Regions from separate parts of the Homo sapiens genome. Here region 2 is linked to region 1. Evidence: read pairs that join two places in POLR2A ChIA-PET (ENCODE). Cell type or tissue: GM12878. All regions are shown on one strand. Each heading gives the region's core, and the rest is flanking DNA. Links, peaks and the distances in the headings are about the cores only. Region 1 overlaps PDSS1 (decaprenyl diphosphate synthase subunit 1). Region 2 overlaps ABI1 (abl interactor 1).

What was found. ChIA-PET counts read pairs that join two places held together with the same protein. Peaks named below come from ENCODE experiments on the same cell type or tissue, not always from the same donor. Only the 100,000 strongest peaks of a DNase experiment are listed, where the experiment ranks them.
Region 2: POLR2A ChIA-PET joins it to region 1 with 6 read pairs; 3 of 35 experiments call an interaction of 5 or more read pairs at or near these places.

The regions. Positions count from the first base shown.
Region 1 is chr10:26,732,215-26,742,227 of GRCh38, reverse strand. PDSS1 (decaprenyl diphosphate synthase subunit 1) reads right to left here. Exons shown (of 12, transcript NM_014317.5): 9 at 6,908-6,988; 10 at 6,649-6,762. Among named protein-coding and RNA genes, the nearest start is that of PDSS1, 40 kb to the right of the region's middle. In GM12878, for the core only: no CTCF peak of the experiment used is centred there; DNase peaks (open chromatin) are centred at 1,828, 2,857, 4,317 and 4,867; H3K4me3 peaks cover 738 bases; H3K27ac peaks cover 4,694 bases.
Region 2 is chr10:26,800,302-26,810,314 of GRCh38, reverse strand. All of the region lies in intron 2 of ABI1 (abl interactor 1), which reads left to right. Among named protein-coding and RNA genes, the nearest start is that of ABI1, 56 kb to the left of the region's middle. In GM12878, for the core only: no CTCF peak of the experiment used is centred there; no DNase peak of the experiment used is centred there; H3K4me3 peaks cover 950 bases; H3K27ac peaks cover 2,095 bases.

The sequences.
Region 1 (10,013 bases), core at 348-5,347:
AGTTAAGAGAGGCAGGAGGAATAAAGTACATCTTTAAAACAACATGGTTCTGGCCAGGCGTGGTGGCACACGCCTGTAATCCCAGCACTCTGGGAGGCCGAGGTGGGCGGATCACCTGAGGTCAGGAGTTTGAGACTAGCCTGGCCAACATGGTGAAACTCCGTTTCTACTAAAAATACAAAAAATTAGCCGGGCATGATGGTGCACGCCTGTAATCCCAGCTACTCGGGAGGCTGAGGCAAGAGAATTGCTTGAACCTGGGGAGGTGGAGGTTGCAGTGAGCCGAGATTGCGCCATTGCACTCTACCTTGGACAACGAGTGAAACTCCGTCTCAAATAAAAAATAAAAAACAACATGGTTGTTAAACTTTAAATCGTATCAGGATCACCTGTACTGCTTGTGGGGCCTCTCCCCCAGTTTCTGATTGAGTAGGGATGGAGCCTTGGCATGCATTTCTAACAGATGCCACCATCTAACAGGTGACACCAGTATCTCTGGTCTCTGCCAACATTTTGAGAGTCACTGGCCTAGGATGAGGATGGGAATTAGGCATTCTACTCTAAGTTCTAAATTGATTACCAACTGAAAGCTACTGAGGTTTCTGAGCAGAGGGCATTATGTGCAGAGCTCTGCCTTAAGCAGTGTGTAGAGTGGATCTGAGCAGCGGTGCATGACATTGACTGCATACTGGGATCAGCTGGGGAGTGTTTTTTGTTTTTTTGTTGTTTTTCCCCCCCTCCTGTGATGGAGTCTTGCTCCATCACACAGGCTGGAGTGGTGCAGTGGCACGACCTCGGCTCACCACAACCTCTGCCTCCCGGGTTCAAGCAATTCTCTGCCTCAGCCTCCTGAGTAGCTGGGACTACAGGTGTGCGCCACCACACCCGGCTAATTTTGTACTGTTAGTAGAGACAGGGTTTTGCCATATTGGCCAGGCTGGTCTCAAACTCCTGACCTCAGGTGATCTGTCCACCTCAGCCTCCCCAAGTGCTGGGATTACAGGTGTGAGCCACCGCGCCTGGCCTGGGGAGGTATAAATACAGTTGCCTAGATCCTGTTCCCAGAGACTTTGGTTATACTGGCTTGGGGTTTAGCCTGGGCACCAAGATTTTCAACCTCCTCCCGCCCACCCTGGTATTTTTAATGTGCCGCCAAGGTTGAGAACCATGGAATTAAGAGTCAGAGGTAGACAGAACAAACAGGTTACTAGAGTAGGTTATAAAAAAGACCTGAATTAAGATGATAGCAAGAAGAGAGAGAAAAAATAGGTAAAAAAGGAACTGAAGGTAAAATCGATATTCTACAATACTTAGCAACTATTTAGAAGTGTCACCATTAACAGAATACAAAAGCCAGGACACCAAATCACTTCACTTCCTAGATCCGAACTCTAGTCTTGGTTTGGCTACCAGCTGCCACAGCCGAGTGACTTCCTTAGCCCCTGGGGTCTTAGGCTTCTCATCTTCATGACTGGAAGCCCTTGAGCTCTAACAGTCTATGGCTCCACGGAAGAGGTAAGATGTGTTTGATTTTGGCCACGTCAGTGCTTACAGCAGCTGCCAGTTTTTCCCTGGCAGTGAACCTGAAGGATGAAATAAGTTGTCCTGTAACCATGACCATGGTATTAGTAATCCTAGAAGAAAAAATAGGGCATACATAGAAAAGCCGCAGCCAAGTGATCACAGACAAAGAAATAATTTTTTCAGACCAAAATATGTGTCAGAACAAAGCTCTAAACATGTGGAGACTGCTAATGTGTTTACAGAATTTATAGAGCCAGCAACTGGTTAGTTCTTATGAAAACCAGTAATTTCCTTTAGTTACTGGGTCTTTTAAGAAGAAAACAAGCTACTAGAAATCAGGAAAGCCCAAATCAACTTCTACGGTAAAAAAGCCAAATCAAGTAGGTTTTAGTTTTGTTATGAGACTTGTTCTGTTGCCCAGGCTGGAGTGCAGTGGTGCAATCGTAGCTCACTGCAGCCTCAAACTCCTATAGGTTCAAGTGATCCTCTGCCTCAGCCTCCCGAGTAGCTGGGACTACAGGCACGCACCTGGCTAATTTTTTAATTTTTTTTTTTTTTTTTTGAGATGGAGTTTCGCTCTGTCATCCAGGCTGGAGTGCAGTGGCACGATCTTGGCTGACTGCAACCTCCGCCTCCCGGGTTCAAATGATTCCTCTGCCTCAGCCTCCCGAGTACTTGGGACTACAGGCGCAAGCCACCACGCCCAGCTAATTTTTTGTATTTTTAGTAGAGATGGAGTTTTACCGTAGCCAGGATGGTCTTGATCTCCTAACCTCGTGATCTGCCCACCTCGGCCTCCCAAAGTGCCTCCCAAAGTGGGATTACAGGCGTGAGCCACCGTGCCTGGCCAATTTTTAAATTTTTTATAGAGATGGGGTCTTGCCTTGTTGCCTAGGCTGGTGTCAAACTCCTGGCCTCAAGTGATCCTCTCGCCTGGGCCTCCCAGAGTGCTGGGATTATGGACGTGAGCCACTACACACAGCCTGTTTTAGTTTTTTAATACCACATACCAATACTGGATATCTAGAAGGTTTTATCGTTGACACTGATGTGATTCTCTCGTAGGCATCTGGTGACATTACCTTGTTTATGATGTATAAGCTTTTTCTACAGTACCAGCAAGTGTGGTAAGATATGCTGATTGGGTGTTTTCACTGATGCTTTTACTATAAAAAGCATTGAGAAAGCAAAATTTGAAAAAAATATTTGCATTGAGTGACTACATCCTTCCTTCCAAACATGTCATGTGTGCAATTTTAATATGCAAAATATCAAACTCTTCCCCGGGCACTCCCCAGTCCCCTTAATGTGTATGTGGAAAAGAAAAGAGAAACACAGCAGGAAGAACAGTTGCCTGCAGATTTAGTGACAAATAAAAATTCTGTTTGCTCAGGTGCTGTTTTTAAGAGTAGGAAAACCACCTGTGGATAAATCGGGTTGTAACTCTGTGAAACCCATCCATAAACTAAACTGCTAAGGTGATGAGTATGAGTCTACCCAAACGAAACTGGGTAACACTAAGGCACCAACTAGTCACCACGATAGCATAAGGCCTGTGCAGCTGGTGCAGGGGCTGGTGATGGCATTTGGAAACGTGGCTACAACTGACGTTTGGGTCTAGTGACTTATCAAATAAGGAAGAGAAGCAGAAGAAAGGAAAGATTTGGTTTTTTTAAAAAAGATATTTGAAAATTAAAAAAGTTTCACCAGAGAAAGTAAAACACTTCCATTTTGTTTCTGAAGCTTTCAAAATCCAATTAACATGAGGTTTTTATTCTTAAAGAGAATATGTACACATACGTACATGGGAGGACGCTGTCATCCCCTGGGACTTCTCCAGAAATCCCCAAAACTCTTTTTAAATCCTCTGAACCAACTGTTATCAGGAAACCCCTTAAGAGAGATGTTAAAAATAAAGGAATTCCAAAAGACAGGGAGTTTCTGTCAAGTGCTGGCTGGAGTAAACTCCAAGACAACCCACCACACCAAATTAAAAAGGAAAAGGTGGTTTCCCAAGAATGCTTGTCCTGGTCCAGTGTTCACAAATGGAAAAGTTCAAAGACCATCTCATCAGCAAACAAAACTCACCTACCAAAGGGAAAGGATTACAGACGTCTTAGAACTACTCCACCAAGTAGGTATGTTGTTTACAATAGCAAAGACATGACACAGAGATGATTCTTTGAGTATCGTCAGTGCCCAGGTGGGTTAGTTACCTGCTCTGTGGGAAGGCCTGTGTGGTATCATAGCTACTAACTTCTCAGCATTACCAGTGGCAATAACACTATGTATGATGTAATAAAATGAATACTGGTCTTAGACTTGTTCAGTTCCCTGCTGTGCCATTTACCAGATGTTTAATTTTGGCGAGGTTTGGGCATCAGTTTCTTACTTGCAGAATAAACACCATAATATCTACCACAAAGAGGAGTTGTGAGATTAGAGATAATGTATGAAAGAATCCTTTGTAAACTAAAAACACATTTTCATTAAGTGGAGATATTGCATATTCTTACGTTATTTTTGGAACTTGTTTTTACCTGAATTAATCTTAGTCCCATATATCTTTTGACACATTTCTTGCTAAGAATCTCTTGTTTTACAGTGTATTCCACAAAAGAGCCTAACCTTGCTGTTTTATTAGAAGGCAACTTATAAATACATACTTGGCTAACTTCTGGCCCATGTGCCACAAGACAGAAACATCAGTCTACTTTTGAAATGAGTCCTGTCCAGAGTCACTTCCTGCTTGGACTCCATTCTGTGTTCCCTTTTCTGAGGCTGCAATGTGCCTTTTCAACTCACTGCCTTATGGGCAGATGAGAACACTGCTGTCTGGTGAGCATGAGTAGGTGCCTCATGACTGGGATTTCCCAGCAAAGCACACATAAAACCATGGCTTCGGGTACAGTAATCTTTTTTTTTCCTTTTGCTTGCTTTTTTTAACCAGCCTTTTTTTTTTTTTTTTTTTTTTTTTTTTTGAGACGGAGTCTCACTCTGTCACCCAGGCTGGAGTGCAGTCTCGGCTCACTGCAACCTCTGCCTCCCAGGTTCAAGGATTCTCCTTCCTTGGCCTCCCGAGTAGCTGGGATTACAGGCATGCACCACCAGGCCCGGCTAATTTTTGTATTTTTAGTAGAGACGGGGTTTCCACCATATTGGTCAGGCTGGTCTTGAACTCCTGACCTCATAATCCAACTGCCTCAGCCTCCCAAAGTGCTGGGATTACAGGCATGAGCCACCGCCTAACCAGCATTTTTCAGTCTCTTGTAGATTACTGACAGATACTATGCAGAGGTCCATTTCCCCTTTCCCCCACTATATATGAAAGCAGAGATAGCCATTACTCCTTTGTGTGTGTAGGGGAAAGTAAGTTAGTTTCTTCTGAAATATATTCAGAGTGAAACACAGTCCGAAGAGGCCAGCCTCCTCTCACCCAGTCACCTTAAGGTTTAAGTAGGACTCAACCGGTAACTTAGTATCCTGGGGTTCATAACAAGTACTTAACAATTTGAAGATTTTTACAAATAGAGCAACCAAAACTTTCTCATAGACTTCTCCAGGGAAAAAGGCTTTTTCCTTTTATCCTGATAATCTGAGCCTAGGTAAAGGAATCTTTACCAAGCTAGCTGGATTTCAGCACACTCAGTCCATCTTGCTTTCCTTCACTCATGTTTACTAACAAGTATCTGAGAAGTAATGTTCGCAGTTATATAGGTTACTGGTAGCCAGTGCCTCATTTTTCTAATCCCCAGCATAACACCTACATGGCTCAAATGTTCCTCACTCTTGCCTTAATGTACAAAAGGAGGTTTTATAAATTTTTGTCAAAACTGGGCACATGTATTATACTCTTTGATTTTGGGCTGGCAAGTAAGCCTCATTGGGAGAGAGGACCTATTTACAGCATACCTTTCACTTCTTACCTCAGCCTCCAAAGTTTGAGAGGATGGAAGCCTTGTAATAATGAGGGTGGGTGTTCCTACCGAGTACCCCAACATCTCCATTCATAGCCTTAGCAAGCTGCCAAAGTAGCCTGGTCCAGCCACCCAGAACGTCAGCCTCCCCTGGGAAGAATCATGCTGCCAATGGCTATGCTAGATAGTGGGTGAAAGATGACCTTTCCTCTCTCCAATCAGAAACCCACCAAAAGCAAGGGCCGTGGTTTCTGTATCACAGTGGAATCACTGAATTTTATGGAGGACATGACTGACCTTTGTAAACGTGAAGACAGAATAGAGGCAAAATCTCTGAAAGACCAAAAGTTACTATAATTTTACACCAAAGAGCTAATGTTGAATTTCATGGCACGGTGATGAACATCTTACTGCTTTGCAACATAACAAATTAAATACTACTAAGATGAAAATCTATTAACGAGATGTTCCAACACCAGCTAATGTCTCACTTATTTCAAGTAACATTCAGTACAGCCACAAGCCATGTGGCAGGGTCTGGAGGAGGCTGTGAGAATGTCTGCTTTGTCAGTCGAGGGAACATCTTTGAAGCTTCCTAAGCCTTTCATTCACATTAAGGGGGACTCAGTCCCTCAATCCGGAGAAAGAAGGAACTATGTGGGTCTACTGCACTCCACTGACTTCCTGACATTTTGAGGCAATGGCCGAGGTTCTAAAGCCTCTCTCAGAGCAGCAGAGTCTCATTAAACTTCTAGAACCGGAGAATTTCTTATGCTTGGAGGCCCTTGATGCTTCCTATGCCTTTTAAGGGGCTCTGAGGACCACCAAAGTCCAGTCCTATAATCAAGACTTAGAAACCGTTCACTTTGCCAGTGGCCAAAATATATGGAAATAATCACGATGCTACCTCAAATGCCTATGGCACACCACAAGACACAAAGATCTCAAATAGGATCTTAGCTAATCCTCACAACCACCCTGGGAGAAAGGTGATCTTCTCAATTTCACAGATAAGGAAACAGTCTTAGCAAGGTGAAATGACCAGCCCCAACATCTCACTCAGCCAGGATCAAATGCAGACCTGTGATCTCTTATCTGAATGCCTTCCCATCTATTCCTTTATGCAATCTTCCCATCAGCTGTGCCGCGGGACATCAGTTCTGTGGGGCTATGCAGTGATGTGTCAAAGGGAGTTTGTAAAACCTACCTGCTGACAGGCAAACAGGACAGGACCAGTGGCTAACCCGAGCTTCAGATCAGCTGATGTTGGTTTGCCCATCTGGTCAGAACACGAGGTGAAGTCCAATACATCATCTATTAGCTGGCAAAAGGAAAAATGGGATGTAAGGAGCACCGCCATGCCAACACTGCTGCCATCGTTCTTACTATTTTGACGATTACACACTAGGGGAGAATGCTGACTGTATCACTACGCCACCATTCTTACAAATAAAAAGCATACTAACCTGAAAAGCTATTCCTACATTTTTTCCGTACTGATAGGCGATCTCATGCACCACTGGGTCGGGACATCCTAGAACAGAGACCTGAAACAGAAAGAGCATTCTGAGATAAGCTGCTTCCAGGCAGCAACAAAGCAGCTGACCCCTGGCTGAAGGAATTCCTTAAAATAGGAGGCAGCGGGGCTAGATTATACACACTCAGGAGATGCTGACATCAGAGGGACACCAAGCATGTACAAAACCGCATTTCCAGTCAAGAATTTCAGTCTCAGATTGTGTTGTTAAATTCTAAGAAAATTCTCCTTCTCCAACCCCTGCTTTCAGACAGGATAAGCAGCCTTTCCCACTGCTTAGGAAAAACTGAGCTACAACTGGACTAGTTCTGCTGGTAACATGCTAAGTAAACCTTCTTGACATGCAAAAGAAACGGACCCCCATCTGTGAAATACTGACTTCTAGCACTCGGCAAGCTAGCCCGATTACTGTTGGCTTTAATCATCTCTATCAATGTATCCCTCATTTCAGGAAGAGATACTAATGTAATCACACACAATTTTCCCATCTGTAGTCCTTTCTTTTCATCATCGTTGGGAATTTCACCTGTTTCTGAATGCAGTTATTTCTTGGTGTGTCCATAAAAATCATCTCAAGCCTCCTGCTTCAGACACAGATATCGCTCTTTCATTATCGGAAGGAACTTCACTGGTCCCACTGTTTCCACATTTCTCTCAAAAGAAGTAACTGTATAAAAACCCTTTTCCCTCCTTTCAATGGGGGAGAAATAAGACTTCTGAAAGTCTTTTTAAAACTCCAAAAAGCTAGCTGGCACCGGCCACTGAAGTGCATTTCCCAGTGCCCTGCTAAGCATGTTAAGCAGGCCCAGCCACATTTTCAGAAAACAAAGCCTGGGTAAAACCAACAAGGGGGAGGGGAGAGACGGTCTGTGTTCTACTGGAGGGGAAATGTCTCTGTTGACTCTCCATGAGAAAGCCAGCTGGAGCACTGCACAGTTGCCTTTCTGTAAGGCTCGCGGATGCTAGGAAACCCTGTCCCCTGACCTTCGGTCGTGCCTCTGTGGCTCTCCAGTCAGGGAGTGAACTTTGCTCAGGCGTCAGTGTGGTGCAGTGCTGCGGGCTCTGCTGTGAGACTGTGGGGCTGCATTTGTGCCCTCTACAAGACCTCGGCATGTTACTGAATCTCTCTTGCTCATCTGTACAATGTAGAAATCACAAGCACTTACCTTGTAGGGTTGCTGTGAGAAACAGACATGATGCTGCATTTAAGCCCTCAGTATACTGCCTGGCACCTGGTTAGAACTCAATGTGTGTTTGCTATTATTATCTCTTTTTAGAAATAGGGTCTCACTCTGTTGCCCAGGCTGGGGTACAGTGGTGCGATCATAGCTCACTGTAACCTTGAACTCCTGGGCTCAAGGGTTCCTTCCGCCTCAGTCTCCTGAGTAGCTGGGACTACAGGCACGCGCAACCACACCCAGCTAATTTTTAATTTTTTCATAGAGATGGAGTCTCACCATGTTGTCTAGGCTGGCCTCAAACTCCTGGGCTCGTGATCCTCCCACCTCCACCTCCCAAAGCGTTGAGATTATCAGGTGTGAGCCACCGCACCTGGCTGTTTGCTATTATTACAAATAATCCTCCTCCACCTCATCCACTGGAACCAGAAATAGGAGCCTTGGCAGTGTCCACGCACCTCTGCCAACTAAAGCCAGGTTGCCTAACGTCCTCAGCCTGAGAATGCTTTTTGACAACTTAATGAGGTCTGTTGACTATGTAGTGCTTGGCCATAAGTACATGGTAAAATTGCATGCACCATAAAGGGTCAGGTGGCCACTGAGTTGAGTGAACAGTAAGCTCATAACTGCTTTCAACAGCAACCACCTTCCCATGAGCAGGCACCGACCCCTGGGCTGTCAGGGAGGGCTCCTTTTTTCAACTGAAGAGTCTGGGAGACCATATGGGGGACAATTCAGAAACTTTCGAGAGAAGCTAAGATCAGCTTGGCTCAAAGGAGAGCATGGCAAGATTTGGGCAGCCTGGGATGTGCTGGGCTCAGGACAGAATGATACTGGGAATCAAGATATTTCCACGTAGAAATAACTGATAGTGAAGCAGTCTCCTGTAGTGAGATTAATGCTGTTTCCTCAACACAGAGCCACAGAGACTATAAGCTTTCTTCCTGAAAAGTGAAAGATTTTCTAAAAATCTATTTCTTTTTTTGGAGACGGAGTCTCTCTGTCACCCAGGCTAGAGTGCAGCGGCACGATCTGGGCTCACTGTAATCTCCACCTCCCAAGTTCAAGCGATTCTCCTGCCTCAACCTCCGTATGCCACCACGCCCAGCTAATTTTTGTATTTTTAGTAGAGACGGGGTTTCAGGCTGGTCTCGAACTCCTGACCTCAGGTGATCCGCCTGCCTCAGCCTCCCAAAGTGCTGGGATTACAGGCGTGAGCCACCGTGCCCGGCCTAAAAATCTGTTAGTGAACATTTTAATGGATTAAAATGTGTGGAGCACATATGATGAACACTTTGTATGATTTGAGTTAAACCTCACAATATCCCACAAATATGGATTATGTGGTTGGTGATGATAAAAGCTAACAATTTCTGAGCGTCCACTATGTGCTAGGCACTGTTCTGAGAGTTCTCACATCTTAAGTCACTTATGAAGTTCGAGAAACTGAGACACAGACGGTACCAGGCATTACATGGCTCCAACACGCTGGAACCTGAATTTCATCCACATGGTCTGGCTCCAGACACTGTTCTCTTCATCACTTCAACACAGGAGTGCTGCTTCTATGCTGGGCAACAAAATAGAACCTCCAAGAGGTCAAGGAATGTGTCCAAGTAAGCATAAAGCTGCAGTCTGTCTGCACTGTCCCCTCTGTGCCCACACATGCTGAACAGAGCTTATTTAGTGGGCAGCTTCTGCCTGACACATGGCGAAGGGACATTACTGCTCAGATTTCAACTATCCCAGATTTCCCTGGGGTAGCATAAAGACCATGCCAGAGAGTCCTGCTTCCCCATCCCAGGTCAGTACTGCCTAGATCTGTAGCAGGAAAACAGAAAACAACTGCCACAAATT
Region 2 (10,013 bases), core at 2,847-7,846, 66 kb before region 1:
TTGTACATGTTTATGGCTTCATTCCTACCATATCCCCAGCATATAGGGTTAGCTTGCGTAAGATATGATGGAAGAAGTTCTGTTAGGGGTTTGGTATTCTGACACCAGTGGGGTACTGCAGTACTGTTCTGACACTGATCACACAGAGTTAGTGCAGACCACACAAGGGAAGGGCTCAGTTCCAGAAGTCTGCCTTCATTTCAGGTGCTAGTGGCAAGTAGGGTCCCCATTCTACCCATACTTATGGCCAACTAGCTACAAATCTGGGGAGTTTCCCACAACCCCTCTCAGGGTTGATAATTTACTGGAATGATTCAAAGATTTCAGGGAAACACTACCCATATGATTACGATTTTATTTAATGGATACAGATCAGGACCAGCCAAATGAAGAGACACACAGGGCAAGGTCTGGGAGTTTCCAAACATAGAGCTTCCATGCCCTCTTCTTGTGGAATCAGGGCATGCTACCCTCCTTGCTCATCAGCGTGTTCACCATCCAGGGAGCTCCACCAGGCAAGCTCCACCAGGCTTCAGTGTCTAGAGTTTTATCAGGGCTAGTGCTGTTTTCTCACAGTTTTTGGTTTATGCAGAAAGAAAAGTAACATTAATTAGTGTCCATATGTATTATAAGTTAATGAATTGTTGTCAGGTAAGGCTTATATATTGATTCTAATATTTCCCCCCTTTTTTATGTGAAAATGAAAGTTTATAGTAATATTTTTGTTTTATTTTTATTTTATTTATTTATTTATTTGGACATAGGGTCTCGCTCTGTCACCTAGATTGGTGTGCAATGGTGTGATCATAGCTCACTGTATCCTCAAACTCCCTGGCTCAAGGGATCCGCCCACCCAGCCTCCCGAGTAGCTAGGACTGCAGATGCATGCCACCGTGCTTGGCTGGTTTTTTCATCTTTTTGTAGAGATGGGGTCTCACTATGTTTCCCAGGGTGGTCTCGAACTCTTGGGTTCAAGTGATCCTTCTATCTTGGTGTCCCAAAGTGTAGGGATTACTGTGAGGACTAGTAATTTTTTTTTTTTTTTTGAGATAAGTCTCACTCTGTCGCCCAGTCTGGAGTGCAGTGGCACAATCTCGGCTCACTGCAACCTCCGCCTCCCGGGTTCAAGTGATTCTCGTGCCTCAGCCTCCCGAGTAGCTAGGATTAAAGGCGCCCACCACCATGCTCGGCTAATTTTTGTATTTTTGGTAGAGACGAGGTTTCACCATGTTGGCCAGGCTGGTCTCAAACTCCTGACCTCAGGTGATCCGCCTGCCTCGGCCTCCCAAAGTGCTGGGATTACAGGCGTGAGCCACCGTGCCCGGCCAGTTGTTTTTTTTAAATGTCCTTATTGGCCAATAAAATTGGCAGCAATACTTTGTACTTCTCTTTCTGTGTCTGTCTGTCTCCCCGTCCTTTATTACCTTTCCCCCTTCTCCCCTACTCCTTTGCTTTGTCTGTCTGCCTCCCCTCCCTGTCCCCTCCCCCTTTCTTCTGGAATCTTTTAAAAACAATTTATTAATCTGTGAAATCCATAGTTAGAATAACCCAGACTGTTCCATCTCCCAGTTACCTTTTTTGTTGTTGTTGTTGAGACGGGGTCTCATTTTGTCACCCAGGCTGGAGTGCAGTGGCATGATCTCGGCTCACTGCAACCTCTGCCTCCTGCGTTCAAGCGATTCTCCTGCCTCAGCCTCCTGAGTAGCTGAGATTACAGGCACGTGCCACCATGCCCGGCTAATTTTTTGTATTTTTTGCAGAAATGGGGTCTCACCATGTTGGCCAGGCTGGTCTTGAACTCCTGACCTCAGGTGATCTACCTGCCTCCGCCTCCCAAAGTGCTGGGACCCAGTTATGTTCTTTTAACACATGCATACACACCAGCCCGCCATCCCACCCCTGAGTGAACAAAGAATGAAACTTGAACCATCACCCTTATGGGGTCAGAATATTATTTATTTTTAGGATAGAGAATAGGGGCAATGCTATGGATTTAGTTTCTGTTCCAGGAGTAAACCAACCAAACATTCTTCCTGTGGTAATAACAGAATAGTTCCTATCAAATGAGTCTTCTTACAGATAACTTAAACTCTGAACAAAATATAAAAAACAAAGAGTACCTGAAGAACAACTAATAGCAGACCGAAACTACAGATAAGAGATTGTTATTATACACTTTTAAAAATGAAATAGCCCTGGTTGGTTTGCTACTTTTTTGTGTTTTTTTGAACAGAGTCTCGTGACGCCCAGGCTGGAGTGCAATGGTGCGATCTCAGCTCACTGCAACCTCTGCCTCCTGGGTTCAAGCAATTCTTCTGCCCCAGCCTCCCGAGTAGCTGGGACTACAGTCATGCACCACCACGCCCAGCTAATTTTTGTATTTTTAATAGAGGCGGGGTTTCACCATTTTGGCCAGGCTGGCCTCCAACTCCTGACCTCAAGTGATCCATCCACCTTGGCCTCCCAAAGTGCTGGGATTACAAACGTGAGCCACCATGCCCGGCTGGGTTTGCTATTTTTGTAGCTAGTTTTGCACCATGCTAGACAGCTAAAACTCAGTTAGGAAACTGCATATAGCTTGTGACCCAGAGGGCAGAGTTCATGGTGACCACAACAGCTGGAAAGTGAGTGGAAAGAGAGACCTGAAGGGAAAGAGCCCCAAATTTTGTGTTAAAACTTTGCCTGTATTACAGGCTGAGCTGTGTGTGGAGCGAACTGCATGCAACTCAGCCAAGGATAAAAGAACTGAACAAAGATTTCAGCTGCTGCCCATCTTGGAGGAGAAAGTTTGCGATTTAAGTCAAGCTAAGTTTAGTATCAACTTTTTTTTTTGAGGCCGGGTCTCACTCTTGTCGCCCAAGCTGGAATGCAGTGGTGTGATTATGGTTCACTGCAGCCTTGTCTTCCTAGGCTCAGGTGAAGCCTCCTCCTCCCACCTCAGCCTCCCAAGTAGCTGGGACTACAGGCATGCACCACCACACCTGGCTAATTTTTCGTATTTTTTGTAGAGATGGGGTTTCACCATGTTGCCCAGACCTGTGTCGAATTCCCGGGCTCAAGCGATCCACCACCTTCTGCCTCCAAAAGTGCTGGGATTACAGGCGTGAGCCACTGTGCCTGGCCTACTGTAAACATTTTTTGTTTGTTTTTTCTTTTCTACTTCTTTATCTTTTTAATTTTTCTGCCCTTGAAAATCAAAACATTTTTTAAAGGACTATAGCAGAATCTAGAGTTTCTGTAAGGTATCATTTACCACATATAAAATGTAATCTAAAATTACCATACTTAGGAAGAACCATGAAAACATGGCCAATATTCAAGAAAAAAAGATAATCAATTGAGATAAAACTTGCAATTACATGCATGTTGGACAAATGATGATTTCTTATGTGTGACAACTTGTGGATTCAGGGACTTAAAACTTTTTGTAGTCAAAGGGAATTTTAGGATACTGATTCTAGTCTAATTCATTGTTTTTCTCATGTATCTAAGGTCTAACTGGCACTTACCAGTTTGTTAGCCTCTTGCACTGATATTACTCATTTTCTTTCCTTCTTGGTGTGCTGCTTCCCCTGTAAGGTGTTAACTTGTTTGGTGTATATGATTCAAGGACCAGGAGATAGAAACCATTCTAACTATCTTAAATATAAATTTACTCTCCACAAATAAGTTCCAGAACTCAAAAACTGATCTGCTGGGGAAGCTATAACCACTGATGGTGCCACAGGAATTACTGAGTTTAAGAACGTTATGCAAGGGTTTCAGGCCATGGCTTAGAAAGCTGCTGCCATTGTTGCTGCCTCAACTGCCTCTTGACACCCACAAACCTGGTGACTGGGCATTGAACTTGGAGTCCAGCTGTTGTTTCCAGTGCGGTTGCCTGTAAACATCCAAACAGTTGGAGAATGGACACTGGAGCATCAATTTGGAAAAAAACCTTATTTCTTGACTTACTTTGCCAATAGGAAATGTAAAGTGGTAATAAGAGATCTCCACTTCACTTTCAGTTTCCAAATCCCATGAAAGTATTTTATTGATAGATCAGAAATTGTATCCAGAAGCCTGGTGGTGAGAACAACTGGACAATGTTGATTTTAGCTTTTTAGCTTCTGCAGTGCAAGCAGATATTCTTGGGGCAAGGATCAGGAGGGTAGAATGAAGATTGAATGAGCTGGTTTTACAGCATGGCTTGAAGGAATAACAGTTGAATTGGGTCTTAAAGGAAGCCTGTTCATTTATCATGTTGATACGGAGTATAGATGCATTCCAGTCTGAGGTAATGGCATTAGAGAAAGACATGCATGGTTTTTTCAGGGTGATTAGAATGTAGGGTATGATTTCTGCAATGAGGAAAGTACCTGGAGATCAATTTGCAAAAACCTAAAGTTCTAAATTATAGCTTATTTTCCTTTGATTTGGTTTCATTGCTGAGGCTAATTGTGTTGTGCTAGGGGAGTAGCTGGTATCCTTTGGCTTCTTCTCTGCTTCTTGTATCTGCTGGGTGCTGGAATTACACAGCTCCTGAGTCAGAGCAATATGCTTAGCAGAAATAAGCATCAGTCTTCCTGAACCATCAGATGGCAGACTGACGTGATATGCCCTGAATCAAAGGAAAGGCAGTATCTTTTGGAAATTGGAGACTCTGTTCTTTGCTTTTAGGGTAAACAGCTGGCAATCCTGCTTCTGTTCAATATGCTTTTTGGAGAAATGAATCACCTAAGCCTGCATTCTGCCTCAAATAATCTGTATTTGTGGGGTTAAGGAAGCAAATCTTCAGTCCCTCCCTGTTGATCACAAAGTGTGGGTGAAACCATTTCTTTGTTGTGTCCTAAAATATGACAACGGAGTGTTCTCATTAACCTTAGAATAAAAACTACCTTTTTTTTTTTTTTTTAAATAAAAAGTGACTTTGGAACTGTCCTTGAGCTTGAGTATAAACAGCTAGTTTGGGAGTCTCCTTCCAAATTTCATGTTCTTTTGGTTGTCTGTAAGCCGTTCACTCACCAGGCTACTGCTCAGACCTCTGAAGTCTGAGTCTTCACAGTAGCCTAATCTTGCTTTAAAGTCTGGAAATGGATTTTTACTTCCTATAGTTCAGATACCATAGCATGGCATAAAAGTCTCATTGATGTGGTCTCTTCAACTCTCCTATTTCTGCCATGCCCAGCTTCTTGAAGTGTTGCAGACACAGCTGTAAATTTGTGCGTCTTTGTTTTTCCAATTATGTGTTTGTCTTACCTGGAATTCAGTTTGTCCTGTTTCTGTTCTGCCTAATAGGAACACCGTCTGAGGTCTTCACTAATCAGCTCAGGATAGAGTTACTGGCCCTCTCTTTGTTTTATACCTTCTAACTTATTCCTTCTTTTACATTGATTTTTGGGTATATGTTTGTGTTCCTTACCTTACTCTTTAAAGATAAGGACCATGTTTTATTCATCTCTGTATCTTTATTACATAGTAACTGGCATTTACATAGTTTGATAAGGATATGGAAAGAATAAGACAGTGTGGTGTATTTTGGAGTCATAAAGACCTGTGTTTGAAGCCATGTTCTGTCACTGTGTGATTTTTCCTACCTACCTTTTTGAGTTTAGTTATCTCATATGCAGAATTTGGACAATAGTGCTAACCTTGGAGATTAAATAAGGAATTGCTTATAAAGCATTTACCTTTACATAGTGTTGGCATTATTAGTCATCATATCTGTCATCCCTTTTTTCTCTTATATTCAATCTCTCTTGTGTTCCCACTTCGAATAAACATTTAACATGTGTATGTCTTCCCATCTTAAGTTTTCCTAACCATGCCTTTTGATATATTGCCTTTCTCTGTTGTCAGTTTACAACCAAGTTCTTGAATCTGCTGTTTCCTGGCAGCTTCTTCCTTCAAACATATGTATGCCTCAATCCATTGTGATTTTTTTTTTTTTTTTTAAATAGAGCCTTGCTCTGTCACCCAGGCTGGAGTGCAGTGGTGCGATCTAAGCTCACTGCAACCTCTGTCTCCCGGGTTCAAGAGATTCTTGTGCCTCAGCCTCCCAAGTAGCTGGGACTACAGACATGCACCACGACGACTGGCTAATTTTTGTAGTTTTAGTAAAGACAGGGTTTTGCCATGTTGGCCAAGCTGGTCTCAAAGTCCTGACCCCAGGTGATCTGCTTGCCTCAGCCTCCCAAAGTGCTGGGATTACAGACATGAGCCACCACACCCAGCCGATCTATTGTATTTGACTTTGTTTCCTTCCACTCCCTGGACATTGCTTTTGCAGAGTCATCAATTATATTTGTTCTTAATATAATAGAATTTTTTTTTTTTATTTCATCCTTTGTACTACATAGCAGAATTTTTTTTTACTTCATCCTTTGTACTACATACCAGGTTTGTAATTATGTTTATTTGTATGCGTACTTATTTAATGGCTATTCTTTCTTTTGAGGTTAAGTTTAATGATGACAGGAACCTTATCTGTTTTGTATATCACTGTATCCCTAGTATCTTCAATAGGGCCTGGCAAGGAGTTGATCCTCAAGTCTCTTAAATTTTCAGTGTGTCACTTTAGAAAATCTGTAGTTCTTTGCAAATAGGGCACGATGTCAATTTTATTTTTAGAAAGATTCTCCATTTTGAAGCAGAATGGATACACTCTAGTGTAAAATTTCAATTATCAATTATTTGGTTCAGAATGTTAAACAGATGACTTAATGTGATCACTAAACATTTTTGCCTGCCTGTTTCCTGAAAAAGTCAAAATTTGGGAAATTGAAAAGGATAACGTAGATTAGAATTTGTGTAATAATTTAGTATTACTGGTGTTTGCATTGTTCTCTACATTTCCACTCTGCCTTGCAATTCTTGTGAAATGACCAGGCAAGAGCTATTTAACCAAGAAATAGGAGAGCAAATGGACTTCAGCCATTAAAAAATCCCTGTACCTGTTACTTTTATTAAAAACCCACACCCATTTCTGTCAGATGAGGTCATGTCAATTCTTAAACTTTGCCTTTAGCCTAAAGGTAAAGGGAAGGGAAGCATGGTATAAAAGATTGATCTTATTTCCCCTTGCTGCTCTAGTTTTCTTCTTTTCCCTTTTTTTCCCTCATATTCTGTGCTTCAAACATCCTAATTTATTTACTCTTCTGGAAGTGTATGTTTGTAGTGCTAGTCCCTTTGCCTGGAATGTCTGTCTCCCCTATTTCTTCTGCCTAACTCTTGCTCATTGTTTAGGCTTCGTCTTAATTGTCTCTGCCTAATGGAAACCTTTTCCTTGCTCCCAGAACACTAGGTTTGATTTTTCCTAGTACTTCTATATATACTCCTGCATGACAGATAGCTTCTGTTTGATCTTCCTGATCTATGCTTTCCTTTTTCTCTCCTGTTCTGTGCCCGGTAGGCTTACTTGTATGGATTTTGTCAATCAGTATCTGTGACTTGGATCACAGTTCAGCTAGTGTAGAAAACAGGTAGATTGGAAGCAGTGAGAAAGGCCAATTCAGAATATTTATTTCCCTGGTTTCTTCGCTGTGAGGTTACCTTGGGTTGGCAGTGTCCGGACACAGGTACTGCCTCCTCCAGGTGGTCTTCTCTGTGTGACTTTCTGTTCCACATTGTTGTAATCTCTCCCACCCCTTGCCATTTGGATTTAGAAGTACTGCTCCTGCTGTTAGCGCTACTTCCTATATTTACCATGTTTTCCCCTTTCCCCTCATCACTCCATTGTGTTTACTTCCTTTGTATGTAAATGCTCTGTGAATGATTGTCATTGATTTATTGTATTAGTTTTTGATTGGAAGTCTAGCTAGTATATCCCCAACATGTATTATTTGTGATACTGCCTTCTCTCTCTCAAACAATTGCCTGTTTTTGCCTTTGCCCTCATTTTAGGTAAACAGGAGCCTCAGTCGGTGAAATTCTAAAGCACTCTACCCACTTTAGATAGGACAGTGCTGTTTTAGTTTATATTATATATTGAGAGTCTCTGTAAGACTTGATTTGAAATTAGGGTTGAATAATAAAAAAGGTTTGAAAATTAGTGACTACAAGGGAAAAAATCCTAAATTACTTTTAATGGCATTTAAAGGTTCTTTAAAGGTCTGGCATCTGGCGCCTGCCTTAATTTTTTGCCTTGTCCTAACTCTTCTTAGACTTTTAACTTCCAGGGATAACAAATGTTCTCTCCCATGTTAGTGTCTTGACATATGTTATTACAGACATGCATCACCTAGCTAATGCCCACTCTTCGTTTAGTTCTTATTAACCTAACTTTTTTAAAAGGGTGGTTTTCCCCTGTTTCTCCTTTCTGACCTGTTTCCTGTCAGCAAACATGCTATTAGGAGTCTCTGTTAACTATTTTTGTGGCATCCTATACTTTCCCTTCATAGCATTTATTATTTGAATTATATAGCTATTTGTCTGATTGTTCGGTATGTGCCTTCCATAGGAGGTCTATTATGGTCATTGCTCTATTCCCATTGTCTAGCATGCATGCATGCATTTATCCAACAAATAACAGGGAAGGATGTTAGAGTGGAAGGATAATCACATCATCTCTTTGGAGGAGTATGATGCAGAATTTAGGGCCATTAGAATTCTTTACTTCAGTTAATGAAAAATCAGTGTATCTTTTTAGAGAAATTTTATTGGATTGCAAGTTACAGGCATAGGACAAAAGAGCTTTTTATTTTGAACAGTTTGAGAATAACTTGCTGGTATGATGCTCTCATTGCCCCTAAATACTGTAGTGTGTATTTTCTTTTTTCCTTTTTTTTTTTGAGACAAGTTCTGGTCCTATCGCCTAGGCTGGACTGCAGTGGCGTGATCTTGGCTCACCGCAACCTCTGCGTCCCGGGCTCAAGTCATCCTGCCACCTCAGCCTCCTAAGTAGTTGGGACTGCAGGTGCATACCACCACGCCTGGCTAATTTTTGTATTTTTTGTAGAGACAGGGTTTTGCCATATTGCCCAGGCTGGTCTCAAACTTGTGAGCTCAAGTGATCCGCCTGCCTTGGCCTCCAAAGTGCTGGGATTATAGGTATGAGCCACCGTGCCCGGCCACGATGGTGTGTATTTTCTAGAAACAAATACATTTTACTGCATCACCGTATTACGCTCATCAAAGTCGGGTGATTACCACTGATACATTGCTACCATCTAATCAACAAATTCCATTCAAGTATGCCAGTTGTTCCAGTAGTTTCATAGGAAAGGATCCAGTTCAGAAACATTAAATGTCATGTCTCCTTCATCTTCCTCAGTCTGGCACAGTTCCTCAGTCTTCTCTTGACCTCATCTGACCTTGATCCTTTGTTTTTTGAGATGGAGTTTTGCTCTTGTTGCCCAGGCTGGAGTGCAATGGCACAATCTCGGCTCACCGCAGCCTCTGCCTCCTGGGTTCAAGTGATTCTCCCGCCTCAGCCTCCCCAGTAGCTGGGATTGCAGGCGTGTGCCACCATGTCTGGCTAATTTTGTATTTTTAGTAGAGATGGGGTTTCTCCATGTTGGTAAGGCTGGTCTCGAACTCCCGACCTCCCAAAGTGCTGGGATGACAGGCGTCAGCCACTGTGCCTGGCCCCTTGATTTTTTCTTTTTGAGGCAAGGTCCTGGTCTGTCACCCAGGCAGCAGTGTAATGGTCCTGTCATGGCTCGTTGCATCCTCCACCTCCTGGGCTCAAATGATCCTCCTGCCTTATTTTTTTGTTTTATTTTATAGAGATGAGTTCTCACTATGTTTCCCAGGCTGGTCTCAAACTGGAGGGTTCAACCATCCTCCCACCTTGGCCTACCAAAGTACTGGAATTATAGGTGTGAGCCACCGTGCGCGGCTGACCTTGATACTTTGGAAAATTTATAGCCAGTTGTTTTGTAGAATGTGTCTCCGTATGGGTATGTGTAATGCTTCCTTGTGATTAGATTCAGGAGTTTTGTTTTTGTTTTTGAGACACAGTCTCACTCTTTCCCCCAGGCTGGAGTGCAGTGGCGCGATCTTGGCCCACTGCAACCTCTGCCTCCAGGGTTCAA